2 separate regions of the Homo sapiens genome follow, and region 1 is linked to region 2. A link is an interaction called in ENCODE POLR2A ChIA-PET data of the cell type or tissue named here. Cell type or tissue: PC-9. All regions are shown on one strand. Region 1 overlaps SCD5 (stearoyl-CoA desaturase 5). Region 2 overlaps SCD5 (stearoyl-CoA desaturase 5).

Evidence for each region. Peaks named below come from ENCODE experiments on the same cell type or tissue, not always from the same donor. Only the 100,000 strongest peaks of a DNase experiment are listed, where the experiment ranks them.
Region 1: POLR2A ChIA-PET joins it to region 2 with 10 read pairs; 2 of 35 experiments call an interaction of 5 or more read pairs at or near these places.

The regions. Positions count from the first base shown.
Region 1 is chr4:82,773,981-82,781,980 of GRCh38, reverse strand. The region is part of intron 1 of SCD5 (stearoyl-CoA desaturase 5); the gene reads left to right. Among named protein-coding and RNA genes, the nearest start is that of SCD5, 21 kb to the left of the region's middle. In PC-9, no CTCF peak of the experiment used is centred here; DNase peaks (open chromatin) are centred at 1,090 and 4,610; H3K27ac peaks cover 2,361 bases.
Region 2 is chr4:82,700,540-82,708,539 of GRCh38, reverse strand. SCD5 (stearoyl-CoA desaturase 5) reads left to right here. Exons shown (of 5, transcript NM_001037582.3): 2 at 3,127-3,257. Among named protein-coding and RNA genes, the nearest start is that of MIR575, 49 kb to the left of the region's middle. In PC-9, no CTCF peak of the experiment used is centred here; no DNase peak of the experiment used is centred here.

The DNA.
Region 1 (8,000 bases), 73 kb before region 2:
CTGCATCCTGTCAACAGTGGCCACATGACATAGGTGATTTTGCTCACCCACAGGGTGATGAGGTCTGATGACCACCCTCATCTAGGACAGTAATCTGTCTTAGTCTGTTTTGTGCTGCTATGTCAGAATACTGGGTAACTTCAAATGAACAGAAATTCATTTTCCATAATACTGGAAGGTGGGAAGTCCAAGACTGAGGGGCTGGTATTTGGTGAGGGCCTTCTTGTTGCATCATCCTATTATGCAAGGGCAATGAGAGGGTGAGAGAGAGCAAGAGGGAGCCCACCTCATCCTTTTATAGTTAGTCCACTCCTACAGTAATGGCATTAATTCCTTCATAAGGGTAGTGGCCCAGTAACCCAAACACCTCCCATTAGGCCTGCTTCCCAACACTGTGGCACTGGGAATCAAGTTTCCAACACATGAACTTAGGGAGACACATTCAAACCACAGCATAACCCAAGTGGATATTTCCATTCCTTCTGCTGTTGAATCTTTCCCCTCCCTTCTCTTGGAAAGGAGATGTACTTTCCAAGTCCTTTTTTCTTTCTTTCTTTTTTTTTTTGAGACAGAGTCTCACTCTGTCAGCCAGGCTAGAGTGCAGTGGCGTGATCCCAGCTCACTGCAACCTCTGCCTCCCGGGTTCAAGCTATTCTCCTGCCTCAGCCTCCCTAGTAGCTGGGACTACAGGAGCACGCCGCCACGCCTGACTAATTATTTTGTATTTTAGTAGAGATAGGGTTTCACCATGTTGCCCAGGCTGGTCTCGAACTCCTGAGCTCAGGCAATCTGCCTGCCTCGGCCTCCCAAAGTGCTAGGATTACAGGCATGAGCCACCACGCCCGGCCCTCAAGTCCTTTTTTCTTTTAGTGTGAATGATTCTCAAGCCCTAGCTGGTGCTTGTTTATTTTGAGGCTTCTCCAGCCCTCCTCTGGGGGGCCCTGCTGCGTTTCTCTCCCTTTCAATTATGTGAGTGTGAGGAGGCTGGTGGGGGCCTTCTAGACCTAGCCAGGGCCCACCTCTAACTGTTGGTGTCTTCATAGGGAAGAGGAAATACAAAGCACTGTGAAAGCAAAGCCGCCCCTTGGCCCTGTGCCCGGACCTCCCCTGACGCTGTGGAAGCAGCAGGCCCCGGAGAAGCAGCCGTCCAGGCTGGCCCCCTGGGGCCTCCTGGGGTGGCCAGGTGTTTCTTCAGTCTGAAGGTTGAAGGGAGAGATTTTGGACTCAGATAAATTTTTGCTGAATAGCTGAAGTGCTAATTAATCTCCCAAGTCTCCCTTTGGCCAGGGCCATTTCTGGTGGATATTAATTGGGCTTATGAGACAGATGAAGTATTTTAAGGAGCAAAAGAAGTTCTCCAGGCACTGTTGTGATAATGCTGAATGTGCAAATTGGTGTTTTTAGTCTCTGTTCAGATTTGAGAGCAGTGAGGGAGCCCTTTTTGGGATGTGCTTTTCTGCACCTGCTTGGAGACTGGCAGGCTGAGAGATTTAGGTGTCTGATTAAATTCCATTTTCCACACATTTGTGGACATGGGCCTAGTGTGTGCTAAGTGCTAAGAATACACAGGTAAGCAAGCTATCATTCCTACTCACGAGATCTAGAAGGGGAGATGGACCTAGGCCAGTTATAATGCAGTGTGAGGAATGCCAGCAGAGAAGTAGGCCTGGGGTGCAGGTGTGACTAGAGGAGAGTGGTCAAGGACACCTGCATGGTGGGGGTGACACCAAGTTACCTTTGAATAGGTGAATGGGAGTTCTCCAGGCAGAAACACCAGGGAAAATGCATTCCCAACAGCTGTAACAGCACATGCTAGGCATGGAATGTAGAACTGTGCAAGAAAACTGGCTACAGATGTTCCTAAACATTTATGTGCTTTCTGTGCATCAGGCATGGGCCTAAGTGCTTCCTGTATTATAACTCTTTTAATCCACATAGTAACTCTATGAAGTAATTATAGGGCCACAGTATCCTTGCTGTAGTTAGGAACAGCAACAATAACTTTGAGAACAAAAGTTATTTTATAACTAATTTAGAGAGAAAACTTGACCCAGTGAATCCATTTGGTGGCAAAACTGACCTATTTAGTCTGAATAGTCATATTGTGTTTGATGATGGACTCACTGTGGGCATTATTGTAGTGCAAATGCACTATACAAAAATCTGAAAAATTGTGAACCTTGAAGCACATCTGACCCCAAGGTTTTGGGTAAGGAATGACAGCCTCGTCCTGGTGTCATCCACATTTTGCTTTTGAGGAAACAAAGAGACAGGGAGGAGTGATTTGCCCAAGGTCACAGAGCTGTTAAGGGGCCGTCAGGGTTTGCATGAGGTTGTTCTGGTTCCTGAGCCCTGCCTAGCATCCTTAGGCAACACAGTCCTGAAGGTTCTGACTTCCTACAGAGGAGTGATTTGGGCACTCCATGTGTGGGCAGCTCTGGGACAGCATTGCCCACTGATGCATGCCTGGTGGCTGAGCCCTGACAACTTTCAGCAACACAAATTTACTATTTCCTGCAGATTAGAAACCTGACCTAGGTTTCACTGGACTAAAATCAAAGTGTCGACATTCAGGAGGCCCTCGTGGGTAATCTGTTTCCTTGCCTTTTTCACCTGGTAGAGGCTGCATGCTGTCCTTGGCTGATGGGCCCTTCCTCCATCTTCAAAGCCAGCAAGAGCACACTGAGTCCTTCTCACATGACATCACGCTGGCCTCCTCCTCTGCTTCTCTTCCACTTGTAAGGACTCTCATTATTACATTAAGCACACCCACATAGTTGAGGATACTTTTGCTAGTTTAAGATTAGCTAGTTGGCAGCTGATCGCAGTGACTCACGCCTGTAATCCCAGCGCTTTGGGAGGCCGAGGCGGGTGGATCACCTGAGGTCGGGAGTTCGAGACCAGCCTGACCAACATGGAGAAACCCCGTCTCTACTAAAAATACAAAATTAGCCAGGCGTGGTGGCGCATGCCTGTAATCCCAGCTACTTGGGAGCTGAGGCAGGAGAATCGCTTGAACCTGGGAGGCAGAGATTGCCATGAGCTGAGATTGTACGGCTGCACTCTAGCCTGGGCAACAAGAGCGAAACTCCATCTCAAAAAAAAAAAAAAAGATTAGCTAGTTGGCAAACTTAATTCCACCTGTGAGCTTAATTACCTTCTGCTCTGTAATGTAATACATTCACAGATACCAGTATGTGGACATCTCTGGGAGCTGTTATTCTGCTTACCATACCCAGACACTGAGGAAAACTAACCTGCATTGGTTCCTTCAGTTATCATAGGTACTACCTGGACAGAAACGCCCAGTTATTTAAAGGCTTTCTTTGAGGAGAGCTTGTTCTTGTGAAGGGGACATCAAAGGGTCATCAGAGTGGCAAGTTTGCTGACCTTGTCCTCCCCTCCCTGGGGATGGTCTGGCCAGCTCACAGGTTGAGGCCCACTGGCCAGGAATAGCCCCTAGAGCATGCGGCCCTTGTAGGGACCTTCCAAAGGACAAATCCTTCCAAAGAATTGCAGCCCAGCCACACCTGGCTCAGGCTTCTAATCTGTAGAACTGTAAATAATACATGTTTGTTGCTGTAAGTTACTAACTTTGTGACAGTTCATTACAGTAGCAATAGGTGTCAGTGTACGAGCACCCTCCTTGGGCCAGGTCCCTGGGGTGACATCTTAGCAAAATGTGACTGGAGGCAGGGTGGGTTCTGGAGGCTGTTGACCTATTGACTTGTCCTCTAAGTTCCCTCCCCTCACCCCCAATCCCCCAACAGGCCCTGGTGTGTGTTGTTCCCTTCCCTGTGTTCATGTGTTTTCATTGTTCAACTCCCACTTATGAGTGAGAACGTGTGGTGTTTGGTTTTCTGTTCCTGTGTTAGTCTGCTGAGGGTAATAACTTCCAGCTTCATCCATGTCCCTGTAAAGGACATGATCTCATTCCTTTTTATGGCTGCATAATATTCCATGGTACATATATACCACATTTTCTTTATCCAGTCTATTATTGATGGGCATTTGGGTTGGTTCCATGACTTTGCTATTTGTAAATAGGGGGCTAGGGTTTTGAGGGGGGAAATGTCTCAAGGGGGCAGCGTCAGCTTTCAAAGGGGGAGTGTTGCTCGGTGAAGAGACTTTATTGCTTAGTTGCATGAATTTGGGGCTTCTGTTTTGTTTTGGTTTTAAACACTGGCCGAGAAAACATCACTTACTAAGACTATATAGAATCCTGGCCCCACAGGAAGCCCCATGGTTGGGAATGGGGAATGCAGGGAGGCGACCAAGATACTTTCCCAGAAGCAGGACCAGCTACATAATTTATAGGGCCCAGTACAAAATGAAAATATAGCACCTGTTCAATGATTATTAAGAATTTCAAGATGGTGATAGCAGTGCATTTAACCACGCATGAGGCCCTCCTAAGGATGGGGCCCTGTGTCACCAACCATCACACACCTATTAAGCTGTCTTTGACCAGAAATAGTATACCCTGTGTGTATCCTCAGCACTCTCTGATGTCATGAATGTTTTCAGCACCTGTTTCCCAGGGAATTGACTAAACCATAGGCCTTAGCCCTGAGGACTCACTTTCTTATCACAAAACTTGTCTTGATTGCACTGGATATCTGATGCTGTTTGAAAGATACTTTGCTCAATTCTTGGCGAGAAAACACATTCCAGGGTTGGGAAGGGAGAGTAGGCCGAGGAGGGGAAACTTGACACTTTCTCAGAGACTTTCTGGCTGTGTGACCTCAGACAAGTAACTTAGATTCTCGCCATCTCAGTTCTTCATCTGTACAATGGAGATCATGTTGCTGACCCCAATGTGATGTCATGGGGCTAATTAATTAAGGTGCTCAGAGAGAGGGCCACTGTCTGGCATGTAGGAGCTAAAAGGAGAGCTCTCCGGCTCCTCATCCATCCAGTTTTCTGCCCAGAACTAGTGGTCAGAAGTCTGCAGAAGAGCATGGGCGCAGCATGTAGTTCAGCACAGCTTCCCAGATGAGTTTTGTTTTGTTTTTGTTTTTCAGCAGAATGCATGTTATTAAAATCTCTAAGCTACAGGTTTAGCTTCAGAAACACATATAACCTATGCAGCAAAGTCAGTCCCAACAATCTACTACCAAATGGATTTCTCAGATTAACATAAATATGTATCTCTAGTTAACTTTCTTATTTCTGAATTCTAGAACACATAAACCATACCATTGTTACATAGACAAAATAAGGCATAGCCTTTCTCCATACTTTATGGAACTTCTTCTTCCTCTTGTGAGACTCCCACAGGTTTCTAGAAATGCCTCTGGTGTCTTGGACATTTCTGCTCCATAGAGAAATGCACCAGAGACAGATGCTCGTTGGAAGAGGCTGGCTCACCACAGGTCAATTCCAAGCAGGAGGTTGAGGATCTGCATGTGAATCCTCGGATGCTTTGAAGCTGTCCAGGTCATGCCTTTCCTAGGAAAGCCTCCAGCAGGGATATGAACACCTCTAAGTCAGTTCCTAATGTGCTCCTCACTCAACCATGTTCAGTTTTTCCCTGCTCTCCTAGACAGTCTTCACCTATTTTTAGGATGCTAACTTAAACTCGGTCAGGTCAAATTGACACAACATTCACAGATGCCGAAATGATCTTTTTTTCACATGCAAACTGGGGAGGCCAAGGATATGATTGCAAAAGAGTTAAGGTTTAATATTCATGGATAAGCTCTCTTCCCCATGAAAACACTATGTGGCACTTTACACCAGAGCACTTGGTCTAACAGACACACAAACTCCCCACCGTATCTGGCACAGATACGCTCCACATGCTATATTACGTATAATTTCCATTTTTGTTTTCTCCAGAGAATAGTTTTTCTTCAGTCCTTAAGGACTCAGCTTCTTACATGGGCTTTGGTGGAGGTTGTGGGGCAGCACGTGCAGATGTAAATCGGGATGAAGGTATTTGATTCTTTGTCCTTTCGGCCTTCATGAGATGAAGTCCTGACTACCTTGCTGTGGATGGCACAATTCACACAGTGATGTAGCTTCACACTTAGAAAGCACATAGGCGTCGAAGATGCTTGCTTCAGAAATGTCTCTGAAAGCTGCAGCCTCTATGTTTCAAATGATGAACTTTTTTTTTTTTCTTTTTGACAGGGTCTCTGTCACCCAGGCTGGAGTGCAGTGGCATGATCACAGCTCACCGCAGCCTCAACCTCCCAGGCTCAAGTGATCCACCAGCCTCAGTCTCCTGAGTAGCTGGGACTACAGGCATGTGCTACCATGCCTGGCTAATTTTTAAATTTTTTCTAGACGGTCTCACTGTGTTGCCCAGGCTGGTCTTAAACTCCTGGCCTCAAGTGATCCTTGTATCTCAGCCTCCCAAACTGCTGGAATTATAGACATGAGCCACCACACCTGGCCACAAACTTCTTAATAGCCTGGTCCTTGAACATGCATCAGGTGCAGTTCTTGCAGCAAATAGGTTGCACGTGGCATGGCCCTTTTGGGCATGACCGTCGTTTCTTCTTTCTCTGTCATCTTGGAAGTGAGGACTTGAGCCCCAGATGTTCTTACTCCCCCACTTTCCTTTATCTGCCCTCAACATGCATACACCTCACCTACACCTATGCCGATGCTTTCCTAGGCCATACCCAAGAGCCATTGAACAAGCCATTGAACTGAGCTTCCATAGCTCCAGCCCTGCTCAGAATCCATGCCTACAAGCAGCTCCCAACCAGGGCGTGAGTGAAATAAGGAGTGAACAGGAGAGGGAAGCAACTGTGGTCCAGTGAATCTGGGGGATATCCACAAACTCATCCTGACCAATGCTTGCCACCTCTTTCCCAGCAGCTGTTCTCTAGCAAGAGGCAGAAGCAATGGCTTTGCTTCTGTCCACCCTGTGCTGGCTGAGCTGGAGGTGCTAATTAGCAGTGAAGTGGCAGGCTGTGGGGGAGAGGAAGGGAGCCAACGGTCTGAACTCCCTGGCCTAGAGAATCTGGAACATGCCAGAGGAAAGACTGGCCGCTGCAGAGAGTGGGTCCTTGGTGAGCTGAGGGCAGTCAGGCAGGGCAGGATTAGTTCCAGGGAATGGGTTTAAGGACTTCTCCCCTGTTGGTGCCTCTAAAGCTTTGCTGATGGTCAAATTCCAAATTCCTCCATCAGTCTCAAAGCTCTTATTAGTCACTTTAATTGGAATCCTGGGAAGACAGAGTGGGTGGAAGAGAAGCGGGCAGGGTGGGAGAGAAACAGAACCAAGAGACTGGGTCTATGTAACAGTTTTCTTCAGGCAGTAAATTCCTCTTACATGCTGGGAGGAGCAAAGGGTGGGGGAAGAGGGAAGGTCACTTTTCTCCCAGGGAGAAGTGGTTTGTGGGTTTCTGTGCTCAAAACCTGGGGCTACTCTTTCTTTTCGAGGAATTTTATCTTACATTTTATAAATTAAGAAGTACTTGTTCATTGTTGACAGCCTAGAAAACACAAGGAAGCAAAAGCAAAAGCAAAAAAGTTACTTGTATCTCCCCATTTTAGAGATACTATTATTAACATTTTGGGCTATAGCCTTTCAGCCTTTTTTCTCTATGCACAATTTGTCTCACTGTCTGCAATTATACTATAACCTTGTTTTGTTAGCTGTTTTTTCATGCGTTAATGCGTCGTAGACATCTTTTCATGTCCATAGATGTGGATCATGGATTTTTTTTTAATGGCAGTATCGTATTCCAACGTTTAGATGTACTTAACCCCCTATTGTTGAAAATTTAGGTTGTTTTTCGTTGTTGTTGCAGTGTTGATGTTATCAGGCTACATCCTTGTAGCTTCATCCTCATGCACATCCTTAATAATTTCCTCAGAATAAATTTCTAGATGCATTTCCATAGGATGTATTTCTATGTGCTTTTTTTTTTTTTTTTGAGATGGAGTCTCATTTTATTGCCCAGGCTGGAGTGCAGTGGCATGATCTTGGATCACTGCAACCTCTGCTGCCTGGGTTCAAGCAATTCTTCTGCCTCAGCCTCCCG
Region 2 (8,000 bases):
TCTGCCTTGGAATCCTGGGTGGTCTTGATAGCTTCAGGCATAGGTGTAGGGTCAAACAGAGGCTCTTCTTGACCTCTGTGGAAGATTCAAGGGTCCAAGTTATGACACATGTCTGGTGGTGGCAAGTATCTAGGGGTGGTGATGCCTGTGGGAGCATCCTAGGCCAATGGTTGGTTTTTGATTGCTTTGTTCTGTTTTGGGACGGGTCTATTTTATTTTACAGTAAGAAAATATATATAATAACAAAATCCAATGGGAATTCAGTAATTGTTTCTTTAAATAATGGATTTTTGAGCTATAACTCATACTGTACAACTCACCTATTTAATGTATACAAGTCATTTGTTTTTAGTATATTTGCAGAATTGTGCAACTGGCCCTAAAATACATTTTAAAACATTTTTATTCATAGAACCCATTAGCAGCCACTGCCTTCTTCCCCTTTCCTCCACCCCCTACCCCATGCAACACCAGCCTGTTTACTTTCCCTATAGATGATAAACTATTCTACAATCAGGATTTAAGATGTACCTTCCTTCCATGAATGAAAGGTTCCTGCTTATGTTTTGTATTCAAGTTATCTATTGTTGCATAACAAATTACCCCCAATTTAGTAGTGTAAAACAAAACATATTTATTTTCTTACAGTTTTTGTGGGACAGGAGTCCAGGTACAGCTTAGCTGGATCCTCTGCCCCAAGATCTCCCACGGGGCTGCAGTGTGTTGGTCAGGGCTACAATCTTGCCTGAAGGCTCAACTGAGGAAGGATCTGCTTCCAAGCTCACTCATGTAGTTGTTGGTAGGATTTGGTTCCTTGAGGGCTGTTGGACTGGGGGCCTCATTTCCTTACTGGCTGTTGGCTGGAGGAATCCTCAATTCTTTGCCACATGGGCCTCCCCAACATGGCAGCTTGCTTTATCAAAGCCAGCTCAAGAGAGAATCTGCTAGCAAAACAGAAGTCACAATCTTTTGTAAACTAATCATGGAACTGATATTCCCTCAATATTGCTATATTCTCTTGGTTAGAAGCAAGTTACTAATAGGGAAGAGACTACACAAGGCCATGCATGCCAGAAGGTGGGGAGCACATGGACCATCTTGGAGGTGGCATAGTAGCCTGTCCTGCAGGACCGTCCGTGAGTTCTCTAGGCTGCTCCATATATTTTTTAATTCCTGCTTTTGTTTTTGTTTTTGGCTTGAGCTAACCAGAATCAATGACTCTTGTTTGCATCCAGACTGCCATACTTGTTTGTTGCTTATAATTCTGTCATTTTGTGATTCTGGTTTCTATTGATTTAGCACCTTTCTCTGTGAGGTATGAGCTACTTGGTAAAGTATTTGGCATTACCCATTACTCCTTTTATCTCCTCAAAGTCACAAGTTCTTTGTCTGAATATTTCATTACCTCAGATGCAGCTAGTAAGCATCCAACTGAACACTTGTTTGAATATGAGTCTCCACAAGGATCATAGAAGAGAAATTAAGAACAGAGAATTAGCACTGTCAAAATAGGAAAACTGAATCCTGTTAATGGGACAGCCCATGAATCCTTACATTCAGCCCAGGCTTTTTGTGGTTTTTCCTCATTTGGGTCATGACCAGAGGGTTGGTTTCCTCCCAAGAGCTTCAGCAGAATTTAAGCGTCAGAAATCCAGTGCAAGCTAGATTAAGCAAGAAAATGAAGTCTGTTGGCTCTGGTAACTAGGACACACTGTGCAGGCTCCCAGGATCAAAAGAAGAATGACAGAGCTCCTAGGTCAGCAACCAGTGGCTCAAGGCAGGTTTAGCTCTTGTGGGCATCTTCATTGTCTTCATGTCTCACTTTCTTGGCCTCAAGATTTGCTATTGTAATCAGGTTTTCTCAGCTTGGTAATATGTAATCTTTGGTAAACCCCAGCTTAGGCTTTGAGCCAGAAGAGGGAAAAGGATTGGCTCAGGTGTTTATTCTCATGTCTGGGAAGACAGGGCAGTATACTAGGCCAGGGCCAGGTCACATGGCCAAATTCCAGTTGTTAGAAGGACCATGGGAAACCGACAGCCACTACTGCACAGTACAGGCGCTGCTGTGAACCACTGTTGGTGCCATAGGGATAGACAGACAACCATGCAAGTGATCCCTAAATTATTGGAGATTCCCAAAAGGACAAGACAATGTCTGTGGTAAAGGTCTGACTGGGAAATGTGGATTAGAGTGATCCTTTTTTAGCCAATGTTTTTCATGGAGTCTTGGAATTAATTTTATTGCACCCAAGGTCCAGCCTACTGGCAGAATAGAATCACATTGAATTTTTCCATTCTAGATTTTACTTGTTCCCTGACTACTTGCTAGTTGAAAAAAAAAATGTTAATAGAGATAAGAAGGCCAGGGATGACAAGGAAAATGACTGTCCATTTCATGGACTCATGACCAAGGTTAAATTACAATAACAAAGGAGGCCAGAGCTTTTTATTTACTGCAGCTTTCTGTGATTTGTGGGCAGATTGTTGTTTGTGTTTTGCTTTTAACCTTTCAAGTAAGGAATGATTTGTCATGTTCATGAAAACCACATGTATTCAGGGACCGTTTATTCTTAGAGTTAAGGGTAAATCTTGTTTTTAGAACCAAATAAATATAGATTGAGATCAAGATCAGTCAAACACTTCTGGAAGATGTAATATTGTGCTCTCTTTAAATATGTTTATTGATACCAATAATGGGCACTGCCACTTAGAAATATGCTCTTCACATAACACTCACCCTGTCATGTGTGCCAATTAAGAGGTGAGGTAGAGCTCAATCTCTGCCCTGCCGAGAGTGTATGTGTGAAATTGAATTGCAAATGTACATTGACATGGTTGTGACTTTGCATCAAGACTGGCAAGAAACATTAGCAAATAAAAGATTTGCTGTAGGGAAGGATATTCAAAGGTCAAAGTTTGCTGAAGAAAGTTCTCTGCTTATGCATGGTACTGGGATGCTACAAATCAATAAAAAGGCTGCCTCCTCTCAAGTTATTGATTCTTCATGTTGCAGCTTTCCCCCCTGACACCATTTCACGTGTGTCCCTGTTCAGGAGAGAAAAAGCATGGGGGGTGTTTGAAAGCTCAGGGACCATTGTTGACGTTGTCCCTGCTTGTGTCTTGCAGCCTACTTCTGCTTCCTCCTGGCCGCTCTGGGTGTGACAGCTGGTGCCCATCGCTTGTGGAGCCACAGGTCCTACCGGGCCAAGCTGCCTCTGAGGATATTTCTGGCTGTCGCCAACTCCATGGCTTTCCAGGTGAGGATGGAGGGTCCTCTCTGTGTTGGGAGACCCAGTGCAGATGGCAGTATGGGAGGAGGGGAAAGATGGGCTGACACCCCTCCACCCCTGTCCTAGACTCAGTGTTCAGGCCCCAAGCACGCCCAGTCTGTCCCAAGTTTTTATCTCTTTGTAGCTTTTAGATACAGTAAAATGTCCCCTGGGGGGGTTTTGTGCCCTAAGGCATGCTGAACTACTGAGGGGAAAGGAGACTCCTCTATCCAGAGCCCATGCTGTGAACATACCCTGAAAGCCTCAACATTTGTCCAGCCCTAACCAGGGGCCAAGTTCTGTGATAAGCACACTGGTATGCATATAGTATTTGATCCGCATAGTAGCCCTGTGAGCTAGATGTTACATGTGTCCCATTTTACAGATGAGGAGAATGAGGTTCAGTGAGGTTAAAGAACCTGCCCAAATCATATGCCTAAAAAGCAGTACATTCAGGGCTAGGCAAATGCAGGCCAGCCTGACTCCAAGTCATTGCTCTTACAACACCTAGTCCCGAGGTTGCCCTGCGAGGTCATGGTGGAAAGACTATTCCATCTGAAGTTTGAAGACGCAGGGATTTTACTCTGATGGGTGCTGGCTGTGAATCACTTCCTCAACTTCAGTTTCTTAATCTGTAAAAATAAGAACAAAACTTCATTCTCAGGGTTGTTATAAAATCAATGAAAACTGCAGGGAGCTATAAAAATGTAAGAGACGGTCATCACTGCACTAGGATTGGGCCATATTCTTTAAGACTATCCCAGTCCTAGACCATTCCCCACCTCCTTGGGTACTTTCCTTGGGTACTTTTGGTTTGGTCATGGATCTCTGTTTTCCCAATTCCTAATCTGAGTGAGAACAACTTGTTTTCAAAACTTCTGCCCACATTATGAGTGTAGATGATTCTGGGCCCCGTGCATTTTCACTCATTGGGAAGGAATGGTGATTGCGAAAAGTGCTCTAGAGTCCAGGGAGACGGGTGACCCAGGAGCTTCCCTGTGGCCCTCAGACACACAGCTCATGTGGCCACCTCTGCCATGGGCCTTCCACTCCTACGAGACAACCTGATGCGGAATATTTCACTAAGTGCTCTTGTAGCTCAGAATTCATTTCCTTATTTTAGGCATCTCTTACACAGTTTGACTTTTCATAAGGTAAATAGGATATAACACAATAGGTCAATTAGGAAACACAATTGGTGGTGTGTATATATACTGCTTGTCATTCAAGCACATCAGGTATTAGTACTGAGGTCCTAGGAAATAAGCTATTAAGCATAAGGGAGCAGTTGGCAGCTTCCTGGTTCCATGTTCATTTGTTCACCACTGGCAGTGTGAACTATGCTGCACTTTATTTTGACTTCAGCCATCTTATTTCAGTGTTGTGCTTTCAAAATAATAATTGACTTAGGTCTTAGATGACGTTGAGGACCTAACTTGATAATTTTCATTTCTTGTGTTCAAGCAATCCTTTCTTTATAGCCTCCAATGACACACTCATGTAGTTATAAAACATTTCTATTATTGGACTTTTTTTCAAAGATAAATAACTTGTAGCTGAAGCCTAAAACTCTGATTTTTTTTCTCATGAAACTACTTGTTTATAACTCAAAATTTGAAAACCTAAGTTTTCTTAACAAAACACCACATAACAGAATATTAGACTGTGATTTTAAATTTATTTTAGGGAGAAAGTACACTGTAGATGGAAGTACCCAGGTCCTAGAATAAATTCTTTGCTCTGCCATTTGCTAGATGTGAGCCTTTCTGCAAGTATCAGTTCCTTTATCTGCAAGGGGAGGATAATAATATTTGCCTCACAGAGTTGCTAGGAAGATAAAATAATGAATAAAAAGTACCAAGCTTATAGTAGCAATCGGTGAATATTGTTCTCCCCTTCTCTTTTATGAGAATTGATATATTGTTTAATTGGTTTCTGTATGCTAATGTCTGTCATATAGAAAACAATTAATGATTGTTAGGTAAATAAAAAAATAAATGAACAGCTTTAAAATGTAGTTTTAGAAACCATCAAATTTGAACTATGCATACTTTTTCAAGGCCCACATTTGTAGTGGATTTTTAAAATTCATTCAACGAATACTTATTGAGCACCTACTATGTGGCAGACACTGAGAAGGCACAGTGAGAATAACAATGAGCAAAGAGTCACAAGCTTCGCCTTCATGGAGCTTTTCTGTCTAGTAGGATATTAGAATCCCCAAAGTTTCCCAGTGGAAATTTCAGTGTTTCATGGACCTGGGGTTTTATAACAATGTCACTTAGACCTAGGTGGAAGGTACCTCTCTAAGATCAGATTAGGGCCAGTTTCCATAACATGCAGAACTGTGTCAGTGGGAGAGAACTAGAACAGAACTAGAACTAGTCAGTGTCTAGAACAATTTATTTAAACCACTTAACCCTATGAGGAGAACAACCTGGGGAAATGAAAAAATGCTATGATCTGCCAGTGTAGGATGGTGACTTACAACCCTGACTTAATGCAGTCATTGATTTAGTTTCCCTTTGATAATCCATGGGTTTTTAAAGATAGTTTCAAAGATTCTCTCTCTTCTCTCCTTCACCGGAATGGTCATGCCATTGGCCAAAATGGACAAGTCATGCCATAGCTGTCTCTGTTTGGGATCAGCAGGGTTTTTGCTAGATGCTACAAACAAGACCTTGAGCATTAAGAACAGTATTCTTAACGTTGAGACTTAAACATTTTAAACTCCTTTTCTTTTTCTTCTATAGAAGATGTATGTATGGGGCTGAGAGGCAATAGTAGGAAAGGTGGAGATACTTTTAGTCTAAAAAAATGATGATGGGCTGGGCGTGGTGGCTCATACCTGTAATCCCAGCACTTTGGGAGGCCGAGGCGAGTGGATCACCTGAGATCAGGAGTTCGAGAGCAGCCTGGCCAACATGGCAAAACCCCGTCTCTACTAAAAATACGAAAATTAGCTGGGCATGGTGGTGCATGCCTATAGTCCCAGCTATTTGAGAGGCTGAGACAGGAGAATCACTTGAATTCGGGAGGCAGAGGTTGCAGTGAGATGAGATCACACCACTGCACTCCAGCCTGGGCGACAGAGTGAGACTCCATCTCACAAAAAAAAAAAAAAAAAAAAAAAAAAAAAAGATGATGATGGGGCAGGAATGCCTGATAAGGAGCTATAAAATCCTCTGTCCCCTCTGAACCTGAACGCTTGTATTCAGCAAAGATCTCCTGAGTTCCTCTATGGTCTATCCTCCTTCCTTGCCAGTAGGGTGAAGTCAACCTAAAGACTGCTTGCAACTTCCTTATAATTTGCTCCAAGTCAAAGATGGACCCAGGTGAGAGATGCCTGTTCTCCAAGAGTTAAGTTTTCACAAGGAAGAGCCAGGATTCAGATTTGTGCTGTCACGCTCATGCATCTGCTTCTGCTGGCTACATCTGGGTCTCTCACAGACCCAGTCCAACCAAAAGCACCTACTAGATGCTTCAGCCCACTCCCTCGTGGCTCATATTTCCTTATCAAGTCATGGTAATGAGGCATTGGATTGAGAGCTGGAAGAGAACTAAAGGGATTTAGCTTAAATTCTCATATTCTACAGAGGAGTAAACAGAGAATACCAGTGACTTCTCGAAGTTCACACAGCTAATTAGTGGATAGACAGACTGAAACCCCATTGTCCTGATTCAGGCCACCCACTGGATATTCTTATGTGCTGTCCTACAGCATGATTTCTAAACAACATAGAGTTTAGTCTTTTTTTTTTTTAATCCTCTCTGACAGTCTGTCTTTTAATTGGTATATTTAGACCATTCACACTTAAAGTAATTATTGATATAGTTGGACTAATATCTACCAAGTTACCAATTATTGATATAGTTGGATCAATATCTACCAAGTTTCTGTTTTCCATTTGCTGCTCTTTTTCTTACTTTTTATTTGTGTATTCTACTCTTTTTCTATTTTTATGTGGTTTTAATGGACCATTTTGTATAAGTCTATTTTCTGTCCTCTCTTAACATATGAATTATACTTCTTTTTAAAAATTTTTATGGATTGCCCTAGAATTTGCAATATACATTTACAACTAATCGAAACCCACTTTCAAATAACACTGTACCACTTCATAATAGTACCTGCAGTAGCACAAGGACCTTCTAACAGTGTATTCCCAATTTCTCCCTCCTGTCTTTTACGACATTGTTGTCATTCATTTTACGTATCCATAAGCTATAATCACTAAACAAATTGTTACTATTCTTATTTTGAACAAATTGTTATGTGTTAGATTAAGAATAAGAATAATAAAAGTTTCTATTTTACCTTCACTTATGTAGATCCAGGTTTCTGATATAATTTTTCTTCTCTCTGAAGAACTCTTTTTACCATTTTTTGCAAGGCAAGTATACTGGTGACAAATTCCCTCAATTTTGGTTTGTCTGAGAATGTCTTTTTTTTTTTTTTTTTTTTTTTTTTTTTTTTTTTTTTAGAGACAGGGTCTCACTCCGTCACCCAGGCTGGAGTGCAGTGGAGCAATCATGGCTCACTGCAGCCTTGAACTCCTGGGCTTAAGCGCCCCTCCCACCTCAGCCTCCCTAGTAGCTAGGACTATAGGCACATAGCACCACACCCAGCTTGAGAAAGTCCTTATTTCTACTTCATTTTCGAAGAGTAATTTTGCTGAGTACAGAATTCTAGGTGGGTGGATTTTTCTCTTTCAACACTTAAATATTTTA